Linked DNA regions of Homo sapiens: region 2 is linked to region 1. Evidence: chromatin loops called from intact Hi-C (ENCODE). Cell type or tissue: ovary. All regions are shown on one strand. Links, peaks and the distances in the headings refer to the core of each region. The heading gives the core; the rest is flanking DNA. Region 1 overlaps ACMSD (aminocarboxymuconate semialdehyde decarboxylase). Region 2 overlaps TMEM163 (transmembrane protein 163).

Region 1 (11,707 bases), core at 6,511-11,510:
AGTCATCTTATTGAACCTCAAGAGAAACCCTGAGCCAGAATTGCCAAGCCAGAGGGTTCCTGAATTCCTGACCCAGAGAAAATGAATGAGATAGTAAATATGCATTCTTGTTTTAAACCACTGGGTTTTAGGTTAATTTGTGATGCAGCAGCATGTAACGAATACAGAGTTTGGTTCCTGGAAATTTGGTGCTACCATAACAAAAACCTGAAAATGTGGGAGTGGCTTTGGAACTGATTAGTAGGAGGAAGTAGGAAGGACTTTGAGAATAATAAAAGACCAAAGGTCCTTGTAAAGACTCTTATTAGAAGCCCAATGGCCTGTGAGAAGGTTGCAGTAAAGGCTTAAAGGAGAATGGGGAAAATGTGATTGGAAACTAGAAGAAGGGTGATCCTTGCTATGGTGGTGGCAAAAATTTAGCAATGCTGTCAACTACAACAGGGGTCCCCAACCCCTGAGCCATGGACTGGTACTATGGGGATTGTTGGGTTTGAATATTTCCAGCCTCTCCTATAGCAAATGATGCTAAAGTTAAGATACGGATTTCTGGCAAAAACTAAATCCAGGGCATAATCAGAAAAATAGAGTCTAAAAATTAAGCCAAGATGTGACTATAATGTCTTTGTTATAACCTCAAAAGATTTAGGAAGTGCCTCAAAAAGCCATTCAGTCAAACAAAAAGGGCTTCTCAGAAGCTTAAGGCTGTTGTCTCTCAGCCACCTTAGCAGAAACCCAAAGGTAGAGAAGGGCTTTTCTCAGAGATTTGTGGCTAAGTCTTTTGCCTAATGATGTGAAACTTAATAAGATTCATGAAAGACTCATTTGGTTTTTAAAGGAATTGTATTAGAAGCACCACCAGCTTGGACTGAAAGGAACAGATATAAAAAAGGAAAGTAAACCTTTGGACTATAAAACATGTACAGGCATTAAGCAGTCTGTACAAACTGCTCAGCCACAAACACAGGCTTTTATGGAAAAGGAAAGATGACTGAGAATGTAGAAGCAACAGCTATGTTGAATTGGCCTGGCACAGTGGCTCACACCTGTAATCCCAGCACTTTGGGAGGCTGAGGTGGGTGGATCACTTGAGTCCAGGAGGTCGAGACCAGCCTGGGCAACATGGCAAAACCCTGTCTCTACAAAATATACAAAAATTAGCCAGCTGTGGTGGCATGCATCTGTGATCCCAGCTACTTAGGGGACTGAGGCTGGAGGATCCCTTGAGTCTGGGGAGTGGAGGTTGCAGTGAGCTGAGATGGTGCCGCTGCACTCCAGCCAGGATGACAGAGCAAAACCCTGTCTCAAAAACAAAACAAAACGAAAAGAATGTTTTTGTTGAATGGTTTCTATGCTTTGAGTTCTAATAAAGGAACTACCAATATGTGCCTGATGGATTTCAGACTTGCTAGTGGCTAGTGACCTCCTCTGAAGCTCTTGTTTTCCCCTTTTGGAATGGAAAGGATAGCAAGTATCCTATGCTTGTCTCGCCATTTTATATTGAGTGTGTGAGGAACAAAGGAACTTGTCTGTTCAGTTCACAGTTCTTCAGATTTGGAGAAAGTATACATGAGGAGCCTCATACACCAGTTCATCTAAGCAACAAAATCCTAGACTTTAAAGTGATGCTATAAATGGATGAGACTTTTGGGGCAGTCTTGGTAGGGGTGAGGGTGTTTTGCATTTAGGAGGAATATAAATAATTTGTGGCCAGAGAGTGGAATGAGGTAGTTTTAAAATATGCCTTCAAATCCTTTGATAAGCCTCCCTTCAAAAGGTGGGATCTAATTCTACTCCCCTTGAATGTGAGCTAGATTAAATGACGTGCTTCTAATGAATAAAATGTGATGGAATTAATACTATATGACTTCTGACTCTAGGTCATAAAAAGGATAGCTTCTCTCTGGTGTGTGTTCAATCTCTCTCTATCTTTTTCTCTTTTCCCCCCCCTCTTCTTCCCTCCCTCCCTCCTGTCTTGATTACCATCTCTCCCCATTTCTCTCTCAGATCACTCACTCTTGGGGGCATCCAGCAGCCATGTTGTGAGGACACTCAAGCAGCTGTGAAGAGGTGCACCTGGAGAGGAACTGAGGCCTCCCACCAAAACCAAGCACTGACATGCCACTCATGGGTAAAATCCACCTTGAATGTAAATCCTTTAGCCCCAGCCAAGCTTTTAGATAACTACAGCCCTGACTGACACCTTGCCTGTCTCACCTCTTGAGAGATTTTGGGTCAGTTAAGCTATTTCTAAATTCCTAACATATAGAGGCCATGAGAGATAATAAATGTTTATTATTGTTTATGTGGCTTGTTTTAAGCCACTAAGTTTTGGGGTAATTACAGTCATGCATCACATAATGATGTTTTGGTCAATGACAGACTGTGTATGTGATGGTGGTCCCATAAAATTATAATGGAGCTGAAAAGTTTCTATTGCTTAGTGATATTATAGCCATCATAATGTGATGCATTATTACTACTATTATTATGTGCAATGCATTACTCAAGTGTTTGTGGTGATGCTGGTGTAAACAAACCTATCTCTTCCAGTCTTATTAAAAGTACAGCACAGATAGACTGGGCGCAGTGGCTCATGCCTGTAATCACAGCACTTAGGGAGGCCAAGGTGGGTGGATCACCTGAAGTCAGGAGTTTGAGACCAGCCTGGCTAACATCGTGAAACCCATCTCTACTAAAAATACACTGGGTGTGGTGGTGCATTCCTGTAATCCCAGCTACTTGGGAGGTTGAAACACAAGAATCGCTTGAACCCAGGAGGTGGAGGCTGCAGTGAGCTGAGATCATGCCACTGCATTCCAGCCTGAGTGATAGAGTGAGACTGTCTTAAAGAAAAAAAAGTATAGCACAGATAATGATGTACAGTATGTAAGACTTGGTAATGATATAAATGACGATGTCACTGGCTTATGTATTTACTATGTTATCCTTTTTATCATTATTTTGGAGTGTGTTCCTTCTACTTATTAAAAAAAATTAACTGTAAAACAGCCTGAGGCAAGTCCTGTAAGAGGTATTCCAGAAGAAGGCATTGTCGTAGGAGATGACAGCTCCAGCTGTGTTATTGACCCCGAAGACCTTCCAGTGGGACAAGATGTGGAGGTGAAAGACAGTGACGATGATCCTTACCCTGTGTAGGCCTAGGCTAATGTGTATACTTGAGTCTTAGTTTTTAACAAAAAGGTTTAAAAAGCAAAAAAAAATTCTCTTTAATATAAGAGAGATTATCAGGATATAAAGAGAAAATATTTCTGTACAGCTGTATAGTGTGTTCTTATTTTAAGCTAAGTGTTATTAAGAGTCAAAAAGTTTAAAAAATTTTAAAAAGTAAAAAAGTTACAGTAAGCTAAATTTAATTTATTATTGAAGAAAGAAAATTTTTAAAAAATTTAGTGTAGCTTAAGTGTAGGGTGTTTATGAAATCTACAGTAATATAAAGCAGTATCTTAGGCCTTCACATTCACTCACTATTCACTTACTGACTCACCCAGAGCAACTTCCAGTCCTGCAAGCTCCATTCATGGTAAGTGCCCTATACATTTTTCATCTTTTACATCTTATTTTTACTGTACCCTTTTTATGTTTAGATATGTTTCGCTACACAAATATGTATCATTGGGTTACAACTGCCTACAGTATTCAGTACAGTAACATGTACAGGTTTGTAGCCTAGGAGCATCAGGCTATATACCATATAGTTTAGGTGTGTAGTAGGCTGTACCATAAAAGTTTGTGTAAGGGCACTGTGATGTTCGCACAACCACAACATTGCCTAATGATGCATTTCTCAGAACATATCTCCACTGTTAAGTGATGCATGACTGTAATTATGCAGCGGTAGGTTACCAATGGATCTAGCCAGAATTATGATATACTCATAATGAGCGTATGACCGACCTCTCAAAAATCTATCCACTTAAATAGTGAAGTGTATTTTCTGTGATCATGTTAATATAGGGAGGCAATATAGTTTTCCATTTTTTTGTATTTCTCACAGTGTTAGACTGATAATCTATAACCTGCATTCTTTGTATCCGTCTTTAAAAATCAAAGCAAAGAATTTAAAAGCAAAAGAATTTTAGAGGTGGAAGGAAGCCAAGAGATTATGCAACCAAGAGATTATGCCATTTAAATACTTTCTGACCAAATAGCACAGGGTTTTAGAAATAGCAGGTGCTCAATAATGGTTTTGGTTTTTTATATATGACATGTATCTGTGTATTCTTAAGATGTTATTTAAAATTTATATTTATCAAAGTAAAGTTTATACATAAACAATCAAATATTACTAAAATATCTTTATTATCAAAAGCAGCTCTTTTTTAAAAACACTTTTTGGGTCAGTTATGGTGACTCATGCCTGTAATCCCAGCACTTTGGGAGGTTGAGGCAGGCAGATTGCTGAAGTCCAGGACCTGCTGGGCAACATGGCAAAACCCTGTCTCTACAAAAAATAAAAAAAAGAGTTGGGTGTGGTGGTGTGTACCTGTAGTCCTAGCTACTTGGGAGGCTGAGGTGGGAGGATGGCTTGAGCCTGGGAGGTGGAGGTTGCAGTGAGCTGTGATCACGCCACTGCGCTCCAGCCTGGGTAACAGAGTGAAACCCTGACTCACTTTCCCAACTGTTATCCCCTAAGGCAGCCACTTTTACCATTTTAGCATGCATCGTTTGATAATTACCTTTATATTCCCAGATAATAAGCTTATACTATTGTTTCTTAGTTTACTAACTTTAGAGAGTATTTACTGATTTCCCATTATGATCATTGAGAATTTCTTTCTTACTCTATTTTCTTAATAGAATTATGATTTTCATTTAAACCAGTACTAATATTTACCCTATTATGACTACAAATATTGCTCACTGCTGAGTCAAGTAATATACAGTGATTATCTGCCCTCATGTAGATTTTTTGTTTTCTTGGAGTTGATTATTTCCTTTTCTTTCATTAGCTTAATTTTCTATGTATATCCTGCATTTGTTCCTAATGCATCAACAGATCTGTTAAATGTCTGGCAATAATTGTTTCCAACTCTCAGACAGATCAAATAATTCATCAGTTCCATTATTTTCTTTCTAGAGACCTCCCTCCACGGCATTTTGTCCTCTTGCTCAAATCTGGCCAGGTTGCTCTCTAGCCCAGATGTCTAGCTAGGACTTTCCTTAGCCATTCTGATATGGGGATTGTTTTTAAAAGCGAATTTGCTAATGTGAATATGACTAGAATGAAGAAGTATTAATATTTTAAAAAGAATCCTAAATTATTAATATATACCGCTTCTATGTCCTGGATTCACCTGCCTGTGAGATCACATAAAATAAGGTCACATTTGCTTTTGATGCCCAAATTATTATAGCTCAAGCTTTCACAGTTTGAATGTAAGATCTCAGCATCAAGAAGTTTGTAAAGTACCTGCTGAGTTTTTCTGGAGGTCCCTAATAGGAATATATTCACACGTGCTCACCAACTAGTCCATCCACTGGTTAACATGAAGCATTTGCCATATTTTTCCTCTTCTGCTCCTGTCCCCTGGCCAATGTGTATTGCACTGGGTGCTCGCTGAAGGTGCTGATAGTATCCCTTAGAAAATGGGCTTTGGATTTGGCAATGGTGTTTTCTCCTGGTGTTTTCAATTTCCAAGAATACTAGTAAGGAGGTACTAGGCTTGATGGGATGTAATAAGAACAGCCCTTCCCCCAATTCCACATGATTTTCCCTCTTCCTTTCCTCCATTGCTCAATGTCCAGAGCCCACAAAGTCTCTTTCAGTTTCTGCCCTGTGAAGTCTTCTGCTTACATGCCTTCTCATCACTCTCCATCCAAACCAAAAACAATCAACAGTCACAACCAATTGCTAACCATCCATGTTTGCAGGGGTGACACAAAAGCTAAACAACTCAGAGGCACAGCTCAACCACATAATTGATTACCAAGCTAAAATGCTTAATATTTATATTCTGGTTATTTTCTCAAGCCAGAGAAACAGTCAGCATTAATATGAGATAAAGTGTCCATTCTGGAGATAAACCACTACTTGCAACTTTCAAATGATGGGCCTCTTTTTGCTCGACATGATTTTTTTAAACCTTAGAGTCTAAACTCAAGTACCATATTGCAAATTTTTAAATATGTCTATATACTTTTAACCCCAAAGATTTTTCCCTTGGGAAAATGTGGAAATCTTCTATAGATATCTGTTAATAAGATGGAATTGAAATACAAAATATTTTAGACTTTTCACTATGGCCTTTTCCCTAGAAATTCTTGAACTTGCTGAGTTAGCATTTTTAAAGAATACTTAAAGGGTGGGTGTGCCACCAACAGAGAGATTGGCGAGGAGACTACATCAGAGGAAAGACTTTTTCTTGTGCGCTTTAAAGTACCACTATGCTGGTGTTTTAATTAAATGAGAGAATCAAAAGCCATATTATTCCAGGAAGAAATCTCAGGGCATGATACACAAGACCCTTCATCATCTTCCCCTGACTCCCTGTCCAGCGCAATTTCCCAACTATGCATTTTCCACACTTTCAATGTTCCAGTTTTCTCCATGTAGTGGATGAGGACAGTTGTATTCACAATTTACCCAACTAGTGAAAGGTAGAGCCAGGATTTTAACCCAGGTCAATTTGACTTTGAAACTTGTGCCCCTTTCCTGCTTACTACATTGCCATGTGTCATTTTGGGTGCATATAGGGATGTCGCTAAGGAAGAGGAGCTGATCTGGGGGAATACCCAGCCATGTAGATGATCTGGGATTTCTCTGGCATATATAATAGTTTCTTAGTGTTATGTACTCTGTGTGGAGGGAGACCCTGGAGAGAATCCCCTGTGTGAGCAAACCTAATCCCAAACCTCACTGTCTCTCTCCTTTCATCTAATACCTTTCTTCCATCCCTTTTTTGGAGAGAGGCCAAAGGAGAGAGAATGGGTTGCTGATGCAGCATTCTGCTCCCCATAAGCCATCCAAGTGGCAGACTGGGCTTACCTTTCCTATGACATCTGTTAACAGCTTGAGGGACAGAGGATCATGAACCAAAGCATCTGTGTAAAAGGAACCAAGGTATTTCTTCGGGTTCATGGGGTTGTCCTGGGCACACAGATCTGGGCGCATGCTGAATCCATGGGAGATTCTTCCCACTGTGAAGGGGAAGGCACCACCTGCAAGTAAAACCCATTACTGAGGGGCTAGTGTTGATTGTAAAGGATTCCTTTAGTCTTGATGTTATATGCAAGAAGTTACTGTAGGCCAGCTGATTAACAGTAATTACAGAGGACCTATTGTGTTCTGAATGCTGGGAGATGATGGAAGAAATGGCATTAACTCATCTAGAAATTCAGATTTGAGAAATTCATCTTAAAGAGAGAAGACAGGCCAGGCACAATGGCTCACACCTATAATCCTAGCACTTTGGGAGGCCAAGGATGGCAGATCATGAGGTCTGGAGATCGAGACCATCCTGGCTAACACAGTGAAACCCCACCTCTACTAAAAATACAAAAAAATTAGTTGGGTGTGGTGGCACATTCCTGTAGCCATGGCTACTCAGGAGGCTGAGACAGGAGAATCGCTTGAACCTGGGAGGTGGAGGGTGCAGTGAGCCGAGATTGCACCACTGCACTCCAGCCTGTGTGACAGGGTGAGACTCTGTCTCAAAAAAAAAAAAAAGAGTGAAGGCAAGTGTGTAAAGATATGTAATCAAAGTTTTCAAATATAGTGTGATTATAATAGCAAAATATTGAGACAACCTATCAGTCGGGGGCTATCTGAGTCATGATGGCATATCCATGAAATATAAGGCCATACATGACACCATAAAAAATGATGAAGCTCTGTATTTGTTGACCTGGAAAGATGTCTTCTCTATGCTGTTGAGGAGGAAAGGCATGTTAGCGAGTAACATGTGTAGTTTGATTGTGTGTGTGTGTGTGTGTGTGTGTGTGTGTCTGTCTGTTGAAGGGTCACAAATTCAACTACCTATGGGGACCAGGCAGACAATGTAAAAGAATGAAATAGGCCTATTTGTAAACAATGAAGAATAGTGGGGACTATTGTAGACTGGAGAGCTCATGATCTAACTAGAGGGATTTAAATAAAAAAAACAGAAAAAAAAAAAACAATGACAAAACTAAACTTGCCTACAAAAGTAGAATTTGGTTCCTAAACCATCATGTGACTAGAATGATGGCTGGAAGGATGTTACGAACTGAATTCCTTCAAAACTCATATGCTGAAGCCCTAATGCCAAATGTGACTGTGCTTGGAGAAAGGACCTTTAAGGAGATAATTAAGGTTACATGAGGTCATAAGGTGGGGCCTTAATCCAACAGGACTGGTGTACTGATGTCCTTGTAAGAAAAGGAGGAGAAACCAAAGGCCATGTGAGGAAGGTGGCCATGTGCAAGCTAGGAAGAGAGCCCTCACTAGAAACCAACCCTGCCAGCACCTTGATCTTGGACTTCTAGCCTCCAGGACTGTGAGAAAATAAATTTCTGTTTTCTTACAGTCACCCCATCTGTGGGATTTTGTTGTGACAGCCTGAGCTGACTAATAAAGATAGGGTCTTACCACCATGTGCGAAACACACTTTCAGTTTGGGAAACTTCTCAAATACTCCACCCATGATCATGGAGCAAATGGCTATGGTGGTCTCTGCTGGCATTCCTGAAAGAGGAAATAGTCACAAGGTTCAGGGATGATCACCCCACCAAGAAGAATTCAGTGATGTTAGTGGCTGGGGAATTGTCAGTGCAAAGAAACTTGAGGCCCTTGTACCCTGGCATAGTTTGGCTGTATTATATAGGACATTACTTTGGCAAGGAGAACCACGTGAAACTTCCTACTTGCCACTTGAAGGGAGAGTCATCTAATGGCTAGAGAGATTGAGGAGCCAGAGGACTTGGTTTTTGCCCTAATTCCCCCGACTTCAGTTTGGGATGCAGTGGGACAGATGGAGTGTGCCAAGTCCAAGCTGGACCCTAGCTCCTCCAGTTTTCTGCCTCCTGGCCTCTGGCAAGTTATCTAATGGCTCTGAGCCCACATTTCATCTGTAAGATGACGTCTGTGTTGCCCATTTTGCAAGACTGTTGTGGAGCCTTGCAAATAATGATGTCGGCCAAGTTCCCGGACAGAACTTCACAATGGAGGTGCTCAACAAAAATATTAGCTGTCTCTCTCTCAATTTCCTCATCTGTAAAATGGTGAGTTCCTGCCAGTGAGTTGTTTTGAGGATTGGCAGACAGCACCTGGCATTTAGTAAGGGCTCACTAAATATTAACTATCATTATGGTCATTCCTGCAAAATCTTTGCTGCCTCTGGTAGCTGAGATTGAAAATAACTGGATTAAAATGAATTATTTCAAGTGCTTTGTGCTCCTAGGAGAAGCAGCTGGTCCATGTCTAATGCCTTCATCCCTGAGGAGCCAGTCCAAGCTACATTGCCATTGACTGCTTTTCAGACCATGACTCAGAAATCTGACCGCTCCACAGCTGTGCCCTGCACCTTCTGGGGAAGCCTGACTCTGTAGGCTGCGGAGCTAGGCTTCACAGGATGCTCATTCTGCCCGGGGCTGGTCACTGCTTCACAGGCAGAGACGCCCCTGGCACCCAGCTGCCTGGGAATTCTGGAAGCATGATGGATTTGTACCCATCTGGAAGCAGTTTGTGGGTAGAGCTTCCTGAAGGCAGAGAGATGGATGGCATCACTTTCTTCTAGTTCTGTGACTCTACTTTCCCATAATTACTTGAACCATAACCCCACAATCCATTCTCCATATAGCAGTCAGAGTTACGTTCATAATGTGAATTGGATCATGACACTTCTCTGCTGGGAATCCTCCAATCCACTAATGACCACCTTTGCATCCAGAATAAAATTCCAAAATTAGCCTGTTTTCTTGTGATATATATATATATATATATACTTGTTTATAATCTCTTTCCTCTAACCAGAATATAAGCTCCATGAAGGCAGAGGTTTTGTTTGTGTCTATATCCTCAGTGCCTCGGACAGGGCCTGGCATGCTAGAAGGAATCAATGTATTTGTGTTGCATAAATGGATGATGAAATGACTCTATATGCAGATGCTCTCCTGTTGCAATATAAATAAGTTTGTGGGCTGGGTGCGGTGGTTCACTCCTGTAATCCCAGCACTTTGGGAGGCCAAGGTGGGCAGATCACTTGAGGTCAGGAGTTTGAGAACAGCCTGGCCAACATGGTGAAACCCTGTCTCTACTAAAAATATAAAAATTAGCTGTGCGTGGTGGCGTGCACTTGTAATCCCAGCTACTTGGGAGGCTGAGGCAGGAGAATCACTTGAACCCGGGAGGCAGAGGTTGCAGTGAGGTGAGATCACACCACTGCACTCCAGCCTGGGCAACAGAGTGAGACTCGGTCTCTAAATAAATAAATAAATAAATAAATGAGCTTGTGGGACTTATCAGAGTTTTGTGAATAAGGGTGACATTTTTCTTTGAAGCTTGATGGCACTGGGCATCTTGGGTTATCTCATCCTATTAATTATTGCCCAAGAATTTGGTAGGGGATGAGTAGGAAGCCTCCTTACTAAATACTTTGGTTTCCAACAGCAATCACAGGAATATATAAAACATGAGCAGAAAGAGGCCTTTGGAGAAATCTGGACCAGCATTCTCATTTTACGGATGAGGGACCACGGCCCATGGAGGTAAAGTGATTTACTACAGGCAATACAGTGAAATAGAGACTAAATTGAAACTAAAATCCCGGTTTTTGACTTCCAATATATTGCCCCATTTAATTCTTCATGGTGATTGCCATTTCGATTACTTAATAATTACTAATTGTACTAGTTGGGCTGAGGAGAGAAAGAACAATGGTCCCCTTAAAGAAAATCCAGGCCGGGTGCAGTGGCTCACACCTGTAATCCCAGCACTTTGGGAGGCTGAGGTGGGTGGATCACTTGAGGCCAAGAATTTGAGAGCAGCCTGGCCAACATGGTGAAACCCTGTTTCTACTGAAAATACAAAGATTAGCTGGACGTGGCATTGTACCCCTGTAATCCCAGCTATTTGGGAGGCTGAGGCAGGAGAATTGTTTGAACCTGGGAGGTGGAGTTTTCAGTGAGCTGAGATTGCACCACTGTACTCCAGTCTGGGCGACAGAGTGAGACCTTGTCTCAAAAAAAAAAAAAAAAAAAGAAAAAAATATCCAGCACTTTTCATTTGGGGACCAAGTTTTCATTGGGTTTGTAGATGAGCTGTATTTTTCACCTATAGCTCCAGAATTTTACATCTGTTCTCTATCTCTTCTTACCACAACTGATGATGAGAGATTGGATAGAGCAAATGGAGCTTTCTCCTCTACCCTTTCGTGGAACTATGGATAGTGCAGGAGGCAAAGGGCAGAAGAGAGGAGCAGATAACAGGCAAATTGCAAGCCTGGGTCATCTTTTATATAAGATTTCAGATCTTTGGGTGGTGGAAGTTGACCTTCTACCTTTAATTCTAGGGTTCTCATTTGTATGAGCTGATGCTATTATCATCGTCTAAAAAATTTACTAGACAGGTATGGTTACATTTTTTGAAGCCTCTTTGGGAGTCTGTGTAGCAAGACTGGCTTTGGAGTCAGATATATCTGTGTAAATTACATTTTCATGTATTAACTGTGTGACCTGGACACCTTACCTAAAAATTCCAAGCCTCAGTTTC
Region 2 (15,798 bases), core at 1-5,000, 410 kb after region 1:
GGTTCATCTGCATGGCCTTCCTTGTCTGGGGCAGACCTGGGATTTGGGGTAGGGAGTTCACCCACTGGGATTTTTGTAGTCTGCTGCTTTGTGGTCTGCAAAATCAAATGCCTTCCTTGGCCATGGAGCCCTTCTTTCCTTAGGGATGAGTGTAGCCAGGACACCAGGTGGGTTCTGTGCTGAGAGCCGAGGGATGAGTGGGCCCTGGCCAGGGGTTTGGGTTGGGACCTCCAGCTGCCTTAGAGGTCCCTTTACGTGGTTCTGAGGGCCACACTCTGGCCCAGCCCTGTAGGGATGCAGAGTGGAGGCCTGGCTGGCCTCGGCTTCCCTCAGCTGTGTGTGCTGCCCACCTGCCCTGCAATGTCTCCTCACCTGGAACAGGAGGGAAGGGCAGGAGCCCTTGGGGTAGGCAGTGTGGGTCTGAACAGCTTTGTGGGCTCCCAGTGGTGAGTCCATAGCAGGCAGCTCCTCGGCTGGTTCCCAGGCAGGCTGTCAAGTCCCTCTGGCTCGCAGATCTGTGGGATCTTTATCCACCTCACTGACCGCAGTTGGGGTACAGGAAACCTCATTCGCTGGACACCTGGCTGTGGATCCAGCAGTCAGAGCCCCAGCAAGAGTCCCTGGCCCCACCCTGCCCATGACCATGGGACTTGACCCCCCTCCTTGGAACACTGGCCCTGTGACTTGGTTGGTGCTGTTTCCTAACATAGATATTCCAGATACACGATCTCGGTCTAGGCTTCACTGTTCTGGCTTTCATCATGTTATGTGGTGTACAGAGGAGAACAACAATAAGGCTGCTTTTCTAATGAAACAACTTCTGACTCTGGTTTGCGCACATGAATCCATCACACACGTAAGCAGTATTTCCACCATACTTGTGAACCAGGGAGGAGGTCATTACAAAGAAAAGTGGGGAGTTTGGGTGAAAACAGTCTCATAATCAGGTGAAGAGTGGGGAAGAGCCGTCCTTCAGGCGGAGGGAGTCCGAGTGAGGAAGGGGCATGGGGGAGTCCCTTCCTTACTTGGAAGTGGGGGGACAGAGCATGGCAGGGCTTGAGGTCTAGGGTGGGATTTGGAATATTTTGCCAAATGTTGAAACAGGTAGGGTGACATGAGTGCTGTTTTCTGCAGAGCCCTCTGGTCATTGGTGGTGGGGAGCAGAGTCGAGGGAGCTGGGAGCTGAGCAGAGGGAGGCCTGGGGAGTGGAGGGGATGGCAGCTCGGATAGGGTGAAGGAGAGGGTATGGGAAGTGGTAGGGTAGGTATAGAATGGTCAGCGTGGGGATGAATCGGCTGAGTGGGTTTAATGAGAGAGAGAGACAGAGAGCAGAGGCAATGCCCCCCGCCCCCGAGCCTGTTCCCAGGGGGCCCTGTGCTCTGTGGCCCTTCGATCCCCTGCTAGGTGGGTGTGTTGCCGGCAAAACATGCAGCAGTAATTACAGCCTCCTGCTAATTGTACTATCTGGGATCTGGGCTTCTTACATTCATTGATTAGCAGAACTAGGGAGCGATCTATAATTATCTTCTCTGTTCTTTCCTCACTTTGGAAGGTGGGCGGGCAGGATGGGCTCAGGGAGCCATGGCTGTCATGAACGTTGGGGGTTCCCTGAGGCTGCCAGCCAGGCTGTGGCAGAGCCAAGCATCCCCTTTGTGGGAGAGGGCCGGCTTCCCCTGTCAACTGGGTCCCAACCCGGAGCCAGGCTGAAGTGGGCCAGGCTGATGCTGCCAGCTCACTTGTCGCTGGGGTGTCCTTACAGCTGGGAGGCAGATCTTCAGGGAAAGGGACAGCAGGGTGTGGCCGATGGAGATGATGGGGAAATTCCAGACTTCCCCACTTCACCCTGTGCGGTGCAGTGAATCTGGTCTGATCTGGTTTGTGGCTTTGGATGTGTTGTCATCATGGGTTTGTTGCTATTGGGACTGGGCTGAAGCTTGCTTTGTACTAGGGTAATGTGATTTTGTACAACAAACACACACTACAAATCAGAGGAAGAGCATGAGAGAGCACTGGGGGAGCGCTCTGGACGAGGGGCACAGCTTCAGTCCTACAGGAACAGCTGGGGCAAATCTAGAAGCCCCTCTGAAACAGGAGCCTGCTGTTTTCTCCTGCTCATATCCAGTTCTCAAATACCCCATCTATGATGATCTTTCAAGCACACAAGAAACTTTTAAATTAGAATATTCTGCATACAATGAATGTTTTTAACTACACAGATCCTGATCCAGTTGGCAAAGCCAGACTGGTGGAGCTGTAATCAGGATGGCCTCAGCCATCATTTTGTGCCATTGTATGCTCCTAAACTGATAACATTTCTGTGTTAGAGCGGATCTGTGGTTGCAACTGTGGGGACAGGGCCAAGCTCGTGGGGCTGGCACTGCAGAGGGGAGTGACGGCAGGGCCTGCCTGCTGGGCTGGGGGCTCAGGGCTCTTCATGTGGAATGACGGATTGGGAAGGCCCTGACATTTGGAGCAAAGTGGCAGGTGGCCACTGACTCGGTCCCTAGTCCCTGTGTGCTTGATCCAGCATCCTCAGGCAGACTCTCAAGAAGTGAAGCTGAAATGAGTCAGGCTCTGTCATCACAAAAGGTGAGCCGAGCCAGGCAAGGCAGAGTCTCCTCCTAGAAGAAGCAGCAAACATGTGCCCCTGCCACCAGCCTCTCAGCTGTGGGGTGTCGGGGAACACCTGGTGGACCTGCTGTCAGGAATAGCAAGCTGGGCCGGCCTTGGTGCTGGCTGGCAGAGCGGGTGACTTGGTGGAGCTGAGCAGACATCTAGTGGCTGTCTGGGGAACCTCACGCTTTTGCCTCTTTTCTGAGCAGCACCTGGCTTGGGCTTGCTTCTCCTGGGGTGACTGTCTGCGGGAGCCAGGCAGGGGTGGCGCTCAGGCTGGGCCCATGCCTGCCTGCCTACTTCCTCCTTCGTGTGGTCACTTGTTAATGCAGCGGTCATTTGCACCCCTGATGAATGCCAGGCCCTGTCCTGGGACTTCGAATACTGCAAGGAGAGACAAAGTTCCTGTCCTTAAGCTTAGGTTTCCAGTGAGAGGAGGGGGGCGGTTAAAATGGCAAAGCTCGCCTGTTAGCTGGAGGCAGGAGGGAGTGGTGGGTGGAGGGGAGGAAGTTTAGGGGCTGAGGGCTGAGGACAGGGCTGGGAGGGAGGCCCTGGGTGATGGTGACAAGCCCAGTGGCCCTGAGGGGAGGGCAGGATGGCTGTTGCAGGGTTGTGTGGCTGGATGTGAGGGGTCTGGTGGGATTTGAGCCCGTGACGGGGGCTTTCCTGCGGGAGAGTCTGGCTGCTGCTCACCGACAGAGGGTCCCTCTGGCTGTGGCGGGGTACAGGGAGGGCCACAGGTGGCCAGGACAGAGCAGGGATCAGCGGGGAGAGTGAGAATGAATTTGGGGGGGGGTAACATCTGGCAAGGGGCTCGAGGGGCAGGTTGGTGGTGTAAGGGAAGATGGGCTCCTAGAATCTTGGCCTCTGCAGCTGGTGGCCCCATCTACGGAGCATGCAGCGGAGGGCGAGGTGGCGCTCAGGGCTTTGTCATGGCTGTGGTCAGTCTGAGATGCTTCCATGAGGAGCCTGTGCCTGAGGTCAAAGGTCAGGACAAAAGCTGGGAATTGAGGGGAGCAGGGCTCATGGATTGGCAGAGGGCCAGCTCAGAGGACAGAGCCTGGGACACTCAGGTGGGGATGCAGGGGAGGACCCAGCAAAGGGGACAGGAGGAGCCTGGGGAGGGGGGTGTGGGGCTAGGGATTGACCCCCACCAAAAGGGGGCCTGTCACCACTGCAGGTAGCAGGATGAGGATGACTTTGACTTTGGGAAGGGCTGGGGGAGGAGGGAACCCGGGCAGAAGGGGGGTGTGAGTGTGGAGGCAGCAGGCAGACTCTTCTGCGGGTTTTGTGAAGGCCAGTAGCAGATGGGGGAGGCGTGGGGTGGAAGAAGAGTTCACTGGGGATGGGAAGGTGGGTTAATCCCAGTAGGAGCAATCCAATCCAATCTGGGAAGGAGGGAGGGAGGAACATCGCAAGAACCAGCCCTTGTTCCTGTTACAGGAACAGTTACAGGTGGGTGGTGGATGTGGTGTGGGGAATATGAGGTATCCTCGACCAAACCTCGGTGTCCTGAGCACAGGGGAGAGAAGGGCGTGCCACCAAGTGCGTTGTAGGGTCCAGGCCAGTCCCTGGGGTGCCCTTGCAGGTCCGCGGTTCATCTTCCATTCCTGTGAGCGGCCATTGCATCCCTGCCTTGGATCCTGAGTAGATTTGCTCAGGTCATCCCTGCCTGGCAATCTTCCTCTGCCCCAGGGGAAGCCAGGCCTGGCGTGGGAGGTTACGGGCCTGCACAAACCTACCAGCAGGGCCTCCTTGGGCAGCGTGGACCTGGAGCTTCTCTTGGGGCCACCAGTGTGTTGGGGCAGGGGAGGAGCTGGTGTCCTTCGCGGGGAGACCCTAGAAGCTACCTTAAGCCATTCCCTTCCCTTCCCATGTGGCCTTTGACAGCTCTGGTAAAGTAGAAGTATCACATGTAAGCTGGGAGCCCCAGTGGGCTGCTGTGTGAAAGGAGATGGCAGTCACTATCTAGTAGCTCCAGTTCTGTTTTTATGGCCATTTCTCCAACCATGTAGCCAATACTTTGCAAAAAACTTAGCATAATAGACTTTACATTTCTCTTCTGGAGGGAAAGGAAAAAACCTCAGGTTACTTAGAGGAGACTCGGGAGGGAAAGGATGCAGGTTGGGATAGAATGCCCTTCTCAATCTGGATAACCTCCATCAATGTATTTAACCTCATTCTTAGTTTTCTCATCGGAAAGCAGGGATGATGATGATAATGTGACGTCACACGATTGAGAAAGGTTATAGGTAACCACACGTCCTGAACACCCAACTCGGAATCTGGCCCAGCAGACACTCAGATATGAGTCCCCAAGTATTTGAATGTCTACTGTGAGCCTGGAACTGTCCTGGGGACTGTGGACTCAACAGAAAACCACACCCCTGCCTCTAGGAGGTTTGCGTTCTAGCGGGCACGGGCGAGACCAGCTATAAACCACATATGGCGTCAGTTCCCAGAAGAGAAATAAAGCAGGTACAGAATGATGGTGGGGGTGACGGCTCTATTCTGGGAGGTATCTGGTGACATTTGAGCAGAGACTTGATGGGCCCAGGTGGTGGCTATCACTCGTGAGAGCTTTGGGCATCATTCCTCCCAGCACATGCTCCAGTTACGTGGAGGCAGGACTGGCATTTGGGTGATTTTCTTGGATTGCTTGGCACTGCCATCTAGCCTCTCTCCACTTCCTTTGCAGGGTTTAACTCCCTCGTGGGTGGCGTGATGGGCTTCTCCATTCTTCTGAGCGCGGAAGTGTTCAAGCATGACTCGGCGGTCTGGTACCTGGACGGCAGCATAGGCGTTCTGATCGGCCTCACCATATTTGCCTATGGGGTCAAGTAGGTTCTTGTGCTTTCCTGTTTGCTTTCCTGGCAGCTAGGAGTGTCCCTTTTCCACCGCCTTCCCCAGTCAGGAAATGACAGGCTTCTGAAGGTCATATTTTGTACCTGTGCCCCTCCTGAGCCTGACCAGTGTCAGGTGACTGGAAAAGCACCCAGCAGGGGTCAGATATCCTTGGGGCTGGCACAGAAGTGAGGCAGGGACAAGAGGTATCAGGCCTTTAAGCCACAAAGGCACTCCTTGATTTCCATCTGATGCCTTTAGGACCCTTCGTGTCCTGACATCTATGCTCCTTCCTCTCTGACAGTCTTCATGATGCCCCAGGGAAGCACCTTTGCGTGGTTTCCTCACAAGTGGAGCCCCTCCTGCCACAAATGGGGGATGCAACAGTGTGCTGGCCAGAGGCCGCATCCCTAGCCTTAGAGAACTTCTTGCAAAAGGGGACTAGTCAGTGCAGAAAGGCCGTGCTGGCATCACTGACATGGACTTCAGCACCCAGGCTGGAGCTGGCCTTTCAGAGAACCATTTCTAAAGGGTGCTCTGCTTTTAAATGTTAAAATGCTTCCATTCTCAAGGAAAGGTAGGATGGCTATCATCAAAAAGAGGGACAACTGCCAGCGTCAGTGAGGACGTGGCGAAAGTGGAACCCTCATCCATGGCTGTGGGAATGGACGATGGTGCTGCCATGGACGCAGAGTTACCATTCGCCCCAGCACTTCCAGTCCTTGGTATACACTGCGGGAGGATGGAAACAAACCTCCACACTGAAAGTTGTCTGTGAAATTCACAGCAGAGTTATTCACAATAGGCAAAACGCAGAAGCAACACAATTGTCCATTAACAGATGAATGGATAAATGTGGTAGATCTGTGCAGTGGACACTTATTCAGCCCCCAAAAAGGAATGAAGTGCTAATACTCGCTCCAACATAGATGGACCTCAAATATTATGAAGGAAGTCACAAAAGGCCACGTTATGTGATTTTGTTTATATAAAATATCAATAGGCAAATCCATAGAGGCCAGAAGGAGGGTACTTCTCGTCAGGCGTGGGGAGGATGGGGAGTGAATGGTACAGTGGACATGGGGTTTCTGAGATAACACAAATGGATGAATATACTAAAAACCACCGAGCCACATAGGGTGAATTTTATGGTATGTGAATTATCTCAGGAAAAAAAAAATGAAAATACGCTTCCCCAAGCTCTTCAGCCCCATGCCATGGAGGTGACCTTGTCTGTCTTCGTCTTTGCAGACTCCTCATCGACATGGTGCCGAGGGTGAGGCAGACACGTCACTACGAGATGTTTGAGTGAAGGGGGCCAGCATCCGCATGAGACCATCGAGATGAGGAGTTTCCACATAGGCAAAGGGTGCCAATATTTAACTGAACATCTGGTTTCTTTTTGGAAGTTTTCTTTCACATGGTTTGTCATTACAAGACAAGGTCTGCCCAGCCAGGTGGATCTACCTTGCCCCCATCACCTGCCGCCCCCATCAAACATGTTGGGACAATGCCCATAGGAATGGACCTCCTTCCCCGTCTCCAGCTGGGACTGGCGTTTTTTAGTCTCTGGAGTATGATGGTTCTCATGGGTAGGATGAGATCTTTGGCAGAAAGGTCTTCGGTGGTGCTCTGAGCCTGCGCTGCATAGGACTGAGCAGACCCACCTCCTCCAGCTTGGGTGGCCCTGCCACTCCTGGTTCCAAGTCTCTCCTTTCCTGGCAGGTCTTAAGGGAAGATTGTACCCCTCACCCTTTACATACCCAGAATCATCAGTATGTCACTTCCTAATTTCTATCAGTGTATCTCATTATTTCATACTGTTTTACTAATCCTAAGTCTAAACAGATTTGCTCAAAAGGAGACCATTCTATTTTTTAAAGTACTTAGTGATACACGTATAAGCTTTGCATGGACGAATTAAATAAGCACATTGACCTTTTCTTGTACATTCAGAACCTGAACATCCATGTGAAAACTGGGTCCATTTTTGAGAGATGTGAAACTACAGTTTATTTGTAATAAATAAATATAATCTATCCGTATATGCATATATCTATATGCTGTGTTAAGTGGTAATGGGTACATTACAGTCTGTGAGAGATGGATCGCTCCCTCTGTAAGGAACAAGACGTTCTCAGCTGATGTCACGGTAGGTTTAGATTCTGTAGAGTGTTCCCCAACCCGCACCGTTCTGTACCTCTCACACCACTGCTTGCCCGGGCAGTAGTGGCTGACCAATAAAGACCTTTACCTGTTTTGTATGGCATGGGAAGGCAATCTTTGGCAGTCGTCACCGTGCGGCACCAACACATGGGGAGACCCGTCATGGGCAGGTTTTCCGCTGTGGCTGAAGGATGACCTGGGAGGGGAAGCTTGTGCCTAGGGGTGCTGAACGTGGAGACCCTGAAGGACTGTGGTGCAGGCCGCCCTCTCTGACCACTCAGGTAGGGGCCACACACTCACCTGGCACCGAGGGACAGCTGCTCCATGGCCTTGCTGCAGCTTTGGGGCCCTGTCTCCCCTCCACGCCAGTGAAGGGAGTTTGTTCTGTGAGGTCATGGAAACTTGGTCCAGTACCATGCTTTCAGGTTGCTTCCCCAGCAGTACTGAGGAATACGTCAAGGGATGTTAATATGTAACAACATGAACTAAAGAAAAAAAAGATTGGGAAGTGTAGGAGCCTGTAGGTTTCTCTTCTGCTGGTTTTCTCGTTGTGTCTAATATACATCATGGAAGCTCAGGGAGGGGAAGTGACACTGGTAGCGTTGCCCAAATGTAGGCACTCGGCTTTCCCTTGTGTTCTAACATGCTCTGTGAACTGTGTGGGGTGTCCATTTTGGGCCGTAGCCAGGAGGCCCGCCAGCTTCAGAGAGGCCATGCAGATGAGGGCCAGTGTCATCTGCAGACAAACTGTTGGGTGGGGCATGGACTAACCTTCCCTGTCTCCAGGGCATTTGCCTAACCAGCTGCTCATGGCTCACTGCTTCCTGGCTCAAAAGCTGCTCTTGAAAGGGAGAAATCTATTCTAGGTCCAATGGTCGCTGGTGCTCAGCCCCTTATAGAGCTATTTTTATTAGCTCATTCTTAAAGATTTTTCTCAAAATCTAGCAGTTCACTTTCTAATTGAATTTCCTTCTAGGGGAAGGCAGCACAAGGAGAGTGCGCTAACATGAGTAGTGGTGGATGTGATATAAGGGAAGGAATACACAGTAGTAAAACCTTCCCCTCTCCACTCCTTAAGTATACCTTCCTGTCTTCCTACCAGCCGTTTCAACAGTGTGCTGCAAACCGTGAAATACAGCTGGGGGAAGCTGTGTGCTGGGGACGCGCCTAGACAGCAGCTCAGCTTTGTTCTGGAGGTGACCCTGCATGCACCCGCCCCCCCAAAAATCACTTCCACCTGTCACACAAGAAAAGTTTATTGAAAAATAAAGTTCTCCCTAGTTTTCTCTACAACAGTGGAAAACAAAGCAGTGCTCTCTATGCCAGGACAGTACATTTGGACGGCGACACCTTGTTTGCAGAATCCTGCATTACTTAACCCCCGAAGTGAATCACACAAAATGGCTGTAACCAGGATCTGTTTGAAGACACAGATGCAAACGGCCATTAGCTTAAAGACGTCAAGGTTGTGACAGCAACTACAGTGGAAGGGACGTCACCATCTCCTTTGGCATCAACTATTATGCTATTAATACTTGGGTAGGACAATGAGCAAAATGCTTCCCAAGTTCGCTCCCTCTCAGCTTTGGCAGATGTGAAGCTGCTCTGAGGTTCCTGACACGCTGTCCTGAGAGGCGTGTAGACCTCCAGCACCACAGATCCTTTGAGCACCACCCCGTCCCCGCCATCCTCCATCAACAGTGGCCCTGCCCACCACATAAGCACAGGGTTCTCCAGCCGTGGGGTCAGGGTGGCATTGAGGGAGTGTCTTAAGGCTCCACAAAATCTGGGCTACAGAGATGCTTTGCAGATGGGAAATTCCAGTCACTGCATCCACAGGACGAGACTGCTGATTTGGCGGAACAGAATCCAAAGGAATTTGACGAAGTCACCAAACTCCAGCAAATTCCACACCTGCAATCTATCCAGAGTTGTGCCAAGACAGGGCAGGAGATAAGGAGATAGATAAAACTTTGAATCCATCAGGGAAGTAAGAGGCTAAATCCTCTCCCCCAAAACAAAAAGCAAACCGATATTTAGGTGATTTGGGAAAACATTCAGTCATGAGCAGCCTCTAGGAGCTGTTCTGAGAGGCCAAAATCCCTGCCCCATTGCCCCCAGCTGGCAGGGTGGGGTTGGTTTTCTCCAGGAGGCGGCCAGGGAATAACCTTTAATTTGATGGAAACATGCAGAACTAACCAGTCTGGGAGTCTGATCCCTGAGGACAGGAGGGGCCACCCCAGCCTGTAGGGGCCGGCAAAGGGACCTGCCTGGGGAATGTGTAAGTTCAATTGGTCATTCCTTCTCCCTTAACGCAGAAAAGCCTCTATTATTGCATTCAAAGGAATACTGTTAACTTTGACTCAAGGGGTGCAGTCTGCCAGAGAACCCATTTTAATTTCTAGCTCAAAAATGTTCCTTGAGGAAAACCCTTGGAATGTTCTGAAAGACGTCAGTGGGGTAAGGTCCAGTATGTGGCTAGCCAAAGGTCACCTTTACCTTTTCCAGCTGGAGTTCATAAATTCTTGCAGCCTTGTTTCCTTGGGGGCTGAAGTCTGGCATATTTTCAAACCAGTGCATTCAAGAATACAGTAAGATCCCAACCAGCAGGGTAGGCCGAGAACTGGGCTACTCTAAACCAGTAATTCCTACAACATTCAATCAACTTGGAATCATGTTTTCATGTAGGTATTATTTTTGAATCAACAGGAAGGGAATGAGCTCAGCTCTATTTCTCAAGTTTTACGAAACACTAATAACAATATTTAACATTTACTAGGGCTTACTATGTGCCAAGCACTGTGCTAAACACTGAATCCTCACAAAACCCTAAGTGCTAAGAAAGCTAGGGTAATTTTTTTCTGCATTCAAGACTCTACAGCTAATTTGGTCTTTTGCTATAAAAACTTGGTCTCCCACTTTTTGTTGAAGCGAACAAGAATCACAGGAACTCACCCTCAGCTTCACGAAACTCCCAGCTTCCTAAATGAGCATGAATCTATTTATGTCCATCCGTCTACTCACATGAAGATGCTCTGCAGCTCCACAGGGATGGATGGGATTAGAATAAAGCCAATATGGAAATTAAAATACTTTTAAATAAATAAAATAATCCAGGCTTGGGATAGTAACACATACAACAGAGCCTGTCGTTAACAAAATAGACTTTTCTTTTTAAATCAAGAATTTTTGGCCAGAGGTGAGGGTGGCAATGTCTAATATACACAAGCTAGGTAAACCACCTTGGAGAAATGGGGTGGCCACCGTGGTCTGCCCTAAAAGGCACACACCTACCTACAGACATACAGTTTCAGTCCAACACATCATACTGATGTCAACCCTGTCAGTGAGCTGCACTGGGCTCCACTCCCAAAGGGGAAGCTCATTATTCACTTTTATTAAATCTTGCATTCACTAAAGAAACAAAAAAGGGGTGCACGTTCTTTCCCTTTCATGATGCTAAAGTATTTCTTCTCCAAGCAGGGCCCTGAACTCCTTGGATGCACCCATTCACATGATTCTGCCTCAGCCACACCTCAGCAAGTGCGTGGGTGGCAGGGAACACAGGCTGGTTGACACGTTGGCAACCAGCAGTCCCAAGGTAGACCCAAAGGTATGGCAGAATCCAGCCCTTTCTTGAGGTTCTCAAGGCTTCACACCCTCCTCTGTGGGTGGAAGTGCACATGCATACACGCTATGGCCTGGCGGGGGGGTTATAGGGAGCGTCTGGTGTCCAGCTTCAACAGCTACAGTGGCTCAAGAACATGTCCTGTCTCTTAGCTGGAGGAGTCTGCTATTGCCCTTCAACAGCATCCGGATTCCAAAAACCCCAAAGAAAAACGAAAAGGCACATCAAGGAAACAAATATCACTAAAGAAACTGACTAATATCTCCAAACGCACAGCAAACACACAAAAAAGCAAACTGTAATGAGCAGTGACACAAACCCAGTCCAAACAAAAATGAAAAGCATCTCCATTTATACATGTGCAAATCAAACTGCATACACAAAATAAATGCGGTGTTTACCAGCATTCAAAGAAGTCTTTTTACTCCTCAAAGTATCTACCTTTCAATGGAAAGCTTTCTCTTTTAGTAAATTAGATGAATGTTTTCCCTCAAGTTTTTTAAGAGCTTAGGATCACAATGGGGAAAATAATCCAAAAAAACAGGCAAGATATTATAGCGGGGAAAAACATTAATCATAACTTAGGATTTCTCTCCCCATGGAACTGTTATCAGCTATAAATCGGTTTAGGATTCTATCAAGATCAGCAATGGCAAAACCTCCGCAGGCTTCCAGCCCACACAGGGGCACCTTCCTCTCCTCTTCCATGCAGGGCAGTTGGAAGCCCCCTCCCCAGTTTCCTCTCCAGGATCACTGACTAGACCTGGGCCAAGTCTGAGGAGGCCTGGGAGCCAGTACACATTCAGGGGTCACTGACTCTTCAGATAATGCCCTAAACAACTGGAGTGTGGGCTTGTTTGCTCCAAGAGCAGCTGCCCTGTCAGTGGAACTCCGGCGCACTTCCACTCAATACTGGACTGGGGGGGATGAAAGAGGGATTTTTAAATGGCAGAAAAGTGTTCTTCTGGGCTGTCTGGCCCGGGCAGGGCGGGTTGTGACTTGGAAAAGAAGGGGAAGGTAGGGAGGCCTTGAACTTAGGGACAGCCAGCAAATGATCCTTGCAGCTTTTGGAACACAAGGCAGGGCTAAGGTTACCTTTCAGCTTCCTTGCTTAAGTAGCAGTGGCTAAGTGGGTTAAACTTTGCTCGGCCTGCAGGCTCCCCCTGTTGGTCAGATACTTGCATTGACATCCTCAGTGTTCAATGCTCCTGGAAGAGCCCAGGAGAGGGCGGCACTGGCCCAGGGATTGCAGGTCAGGGAACTCTAGCAAATTCCCACACCCTAGGGTACAGCCAAGAGGCCCATTCACAAGGAAAAAGCTCTTCCTTACAGCAAGGATGCCAGTCATCTGCCCTCCTACTGCAGGAAACTGCCCTTGCTTAAAAGAAATGCACAGGCTCATACACACACACACACACACACACACACACACACACACACACACACACACTCACTCACCAAGGTTTCCTTTGGACTTCTGCCCTTCTTCCTAGGCCCAAGCAGAGGCTATTCTCAGCCAGGTCTGGAGGCGCCCCTGTGATGATGCTCAGGGCAGAGGCCTCCCCATGGTACTCTACCTGGCAGATGTGCTTGGGGGCCACCTAAGGAGTGGAGGAGGCCCCGGGTGCCCCCCACCCTCCTCTTAGACTGGAGATACAATTGAGACGCACTGAGCAGGGATCTCAGTGGGCCTAAGAAAAAAGGCTGGCTGCACATTTGTGTAGCAATTGAGAAAGAAGCAGAATGTAACTTCCCAGACTTAAAGGCCCCACACTAACTCTAGTCCCCATGAAGCGGAATTCTTCCTTTCCCTCACATTCTGAAAGCTACCAGCCATTACGCCTTGCCCATCAGTTCTGCCCAGCGGAGGCTCCACTGGGCCGCCCTCTGTTAGCAGGAAGGGTGCTTGGAAGCCCCGGCACAGAGCACATCATTGAGCGACTGAGGCGCCCAGCAGAGGCCAAGTGGAGGACGCCAACCGCTCACATTAGGCAGAAGGGGTCTCACTTGCATCAGCATGGAGATGTCAGGGGCTTTTCAGAAACTTACAAACTTGTACAGAGCATGGCAGCAATGATTCAGTGGGGTGGGAACTTATACAAAGGCAGAGCATGGGGGGGTCCAGGGTTTGGAAGGTGGGGTCCAGTGTGTCTGACCAGGCCAACCTGATGACTGATTACTCAACAAGTCAGAGTGATCCTGCCTGAAGGAAAAGCCAGCACCAGATTCCCACCTTTGCGAGCTACACCCTCAGGTGAGTAGCCAGGACAGGGCACTGCATTCATCCTGAGCTGCCCCCACTCCCCCAGCAGACATCAAGAGCCCCCTTCCCTGGACTTTGGTGCCATCAGAGGGGACACAACACAAGCCCACCTGTCAGGAGCCCAGCTCCGGTCGCGCCACAAATTCTTAAGGACCGACTTCACTCCTGTCCAAATCTTGGCTCAAAGATAATCCTCTCCAAGTCCATGAACAGCGTGAGTCTTTCATCTCTACTTTCCTCCTCATAGCGGGGCTGGAGGGAGGGTGAGTTTACCAGAAACTCCAAAATCCCTCAATCCTGTATTTCCTTCCCAAAGGGATTCTAAAAGAAATTACGGCCAAGGTATGTGTCTGGGCATGGGGACATGGAGGAAAGGGGCCTCATCTCCTTTTTCGTCCCTGGCTGGGCTCTCTGGACAACACAGGCACGTCCCCCTGACTGAGGCAGCCCATGCTCTAGGTGCCATCTATGACGATGCCCTGGGGAGTTTGGCTGTGCTTCCAAAGCAAAAGTTTCTTTTGTTCTGCTGCCATCTGTTTTGAGCTGCCAGGTCCCCATGGCTGTCCCTGAGCAGGCCACCAGCCCCACGGCACACGGTCTCTCTCCTGCACCCTGCCCAAAGCAGACAGAACAACAGTATAGTGAAGGTGGATGATTAACAGTGGAAATAAAAGAAGCCTGTGATCAATCCCTCCTCTCCCTCCCGCGGTCCCCTCCCTCCCACCCGAATAAATAAGTTAATGGGTTTAGGAATATTCCCATTCAGAGTTCTTTCCCATCAGCTCAATTCCTCCTGTTTTGTTTTAAAGGACTCTTGAGACTTTCTTTTGCCCTGGAGCAGCTGCAGTGACAGTCTTCCCACAGTTGCTCCTTGAGAAACAGAAATGATGTTGTGCCAGGGACAAGCCAGGCTCCTGGCCTGACATACGCTCTTGTTTTGTTTTGGTGAAGACTCCACTGGGTTGCTCGGAGTGCAGCAAGGGCAATGCCAATTCAGAACCTTCTACGAAAAAGTTCAGGCTCTTGCCAGAGTCCCTGCATGACTTCTGTCCCTGGCCCTGCCTGACGGGGCTGGGGCCACTGTCTTCCCCAGCAGCATGGTGCAGGGCTGAGCAGGTAGCTGCTATAGGCAGTCTTTGCAGAGAGCCACCTGGCCCTTGATGAAGTCCCGGCAGGGGCAGACCCTCTGGTGCCTGGGGTGGGCGCCTGCACAGCTGAAGAGCAGGAGGTCACCTTGAAACACACAGTGCTTATTCTTAGGGTCAAAGGAGGGCACCAGGATGTCCTTGGCCAGCTCTGAGCTTTGGCAGGTCACCTTGTACCTGAAGAGGAAGAGAAAGGCACAAGTGTTGGTGATGAAGGGACAGAGCCTTTCCTCGTCACTGGCCCTGTGAGCCCCCATCTTGAGGCATGGGGGGATGTTCAGTTGTCTTGTCCTACTTTAGAAATGAAATGGTGCCCACCCTCTTCGTCTGCAATCCTCCACCTCTAGGCATCTAGACTCAGGAAGGCATGTGTGCACCAGGGAGTGTGTGCAGGGGTGTGTGTTTGAGGCTGCCTAGTGAAGCTTTGTCTGCAATGGAGAAAAACTGGAAACAACCCAAATACTCACCAAGCAGGGAATGGCCAAATAAATCATGGCCCTTCTGTGCTTTTAGAGTTCTCTGCAGCTGTTGAAAAAGAATGAGGGAGAAGAGAGGAGCAGGAGAGTCATCCTGGGGAAAGGTGAGTCCCAGAATGGGAAGCACAGGGGAACCAGCCCGCAGTGTGCACACGGGAGGTGAAGGCTGCAAGTCGAGACGGCTATGTGCTAATGCCTTAGCAATGGCTGCTTCCAAGAAGTGAGAGTGGGGCAAAGCTCAGCATCATTTACGTTCTTTAAGTATGTTTAACTTTTTAATTAAAGGCTTTAAAGAATTCCTGTTATATGGCCTTAGCCTCTTGCTGGAAAGCTATCAGACAGAAGGTGCTGTCCTGGGGCATCGCCTCCCTGGGTCTTTGCAGCCACCCTTAAGCCATGGCAATGGTAACCCCAGTTAGAGGAAGGTGAACTGAGGCTTCAGGATGTGCAGAGACGGCCTGAATCCAGGCCCTCTCTCCCCAGCCCTGTACTTCTGCCATCTTCTCCCAACAGCTGAGTGGTCTCAGGCGGTGGAGCCTGGTGGCTTTGCTTCCTTTGGCTGGGACCACTGCGTAGGGGGGCCAAGGATATTCTGATGTTTCCATTCCCAACAGTTTTGGCCTCTTATCTCATATCTTTCCCTCCCACTTGGGATGACTGCTC

Evidence for each region. Hi-C counts contacts between places; a loop is a spot of excess contacts. Peaks named below come from ENCODE experiments on the same cell type or tissue, not always from the same donor. Only the 100,000 strongest peaks of a DNase experiment are listed, where the experiment ranks them.
Region 2: a loop joins it to region 1, with 2.7 times the contacts of the local background. A loop is called at or near these places in 1 of 110 quality-filtered maps.

The regions. Positions count from the first base shown.
Region 1 is chr2:134,867,941-134,879,647 of GRCh38, reverse strand. It overlaps ACMSD (aminocarboxymuconate semialdehyde decarboxylase), which reads right to left. Exons shown (of 10, transcript NM_138326.3): 7 at 8,588-8,683; 8 at 7,007-7,179. CCNT2-AS1 (CCNT2 antisense RNA 1) reads left to right here. Exons shown (of 5, transcript NR_036549.1): 2 at 2,005-2,128; 3 at 3,510-3,541; 4 at 10,607-10,704. Among named protein-coding and RNA genes, the nearest start is that of MIR5590, 16 kb to the right of the region's middle. In ovary, for the core only: no CTCF peak of the experiment used is centred there; a DNase peak (open chromatin) is centred at 9,487.
Region 2 is chr2:134,447,687-134,463,484 of GRCh38, reverse strand. It overlaps TMEM163 (transmembrane protein 163), which reads left to right. Exons shown (of 8, transcript NM_030923.5): 7 at 5,312-5,453; 8 at 6,709-7,726. The coding sequence ends at 6,769. It overlaps MGAT5 (alpha-1,6-mannosylglycoprotein 6-beta-N-acetylglucosaminyltransferase), which reads right to left. Exons shown (of 16, transcript NM_002410.5): 16 at 8,864-14,836. The coding sequence ends at 14,638. Among named protein-coding and RNA genes, the nearest start is that of MGAT5, 200 kb to the right of the region's middle. RefSeq lists enhancers at 2,244-2,743, 2,744-3,245. In ovary, for the core only: a CTCF peak has its summit at 2,755 (motif pointing left); DNase peaks (open chromatin) are centred at 2,754 and 4,354.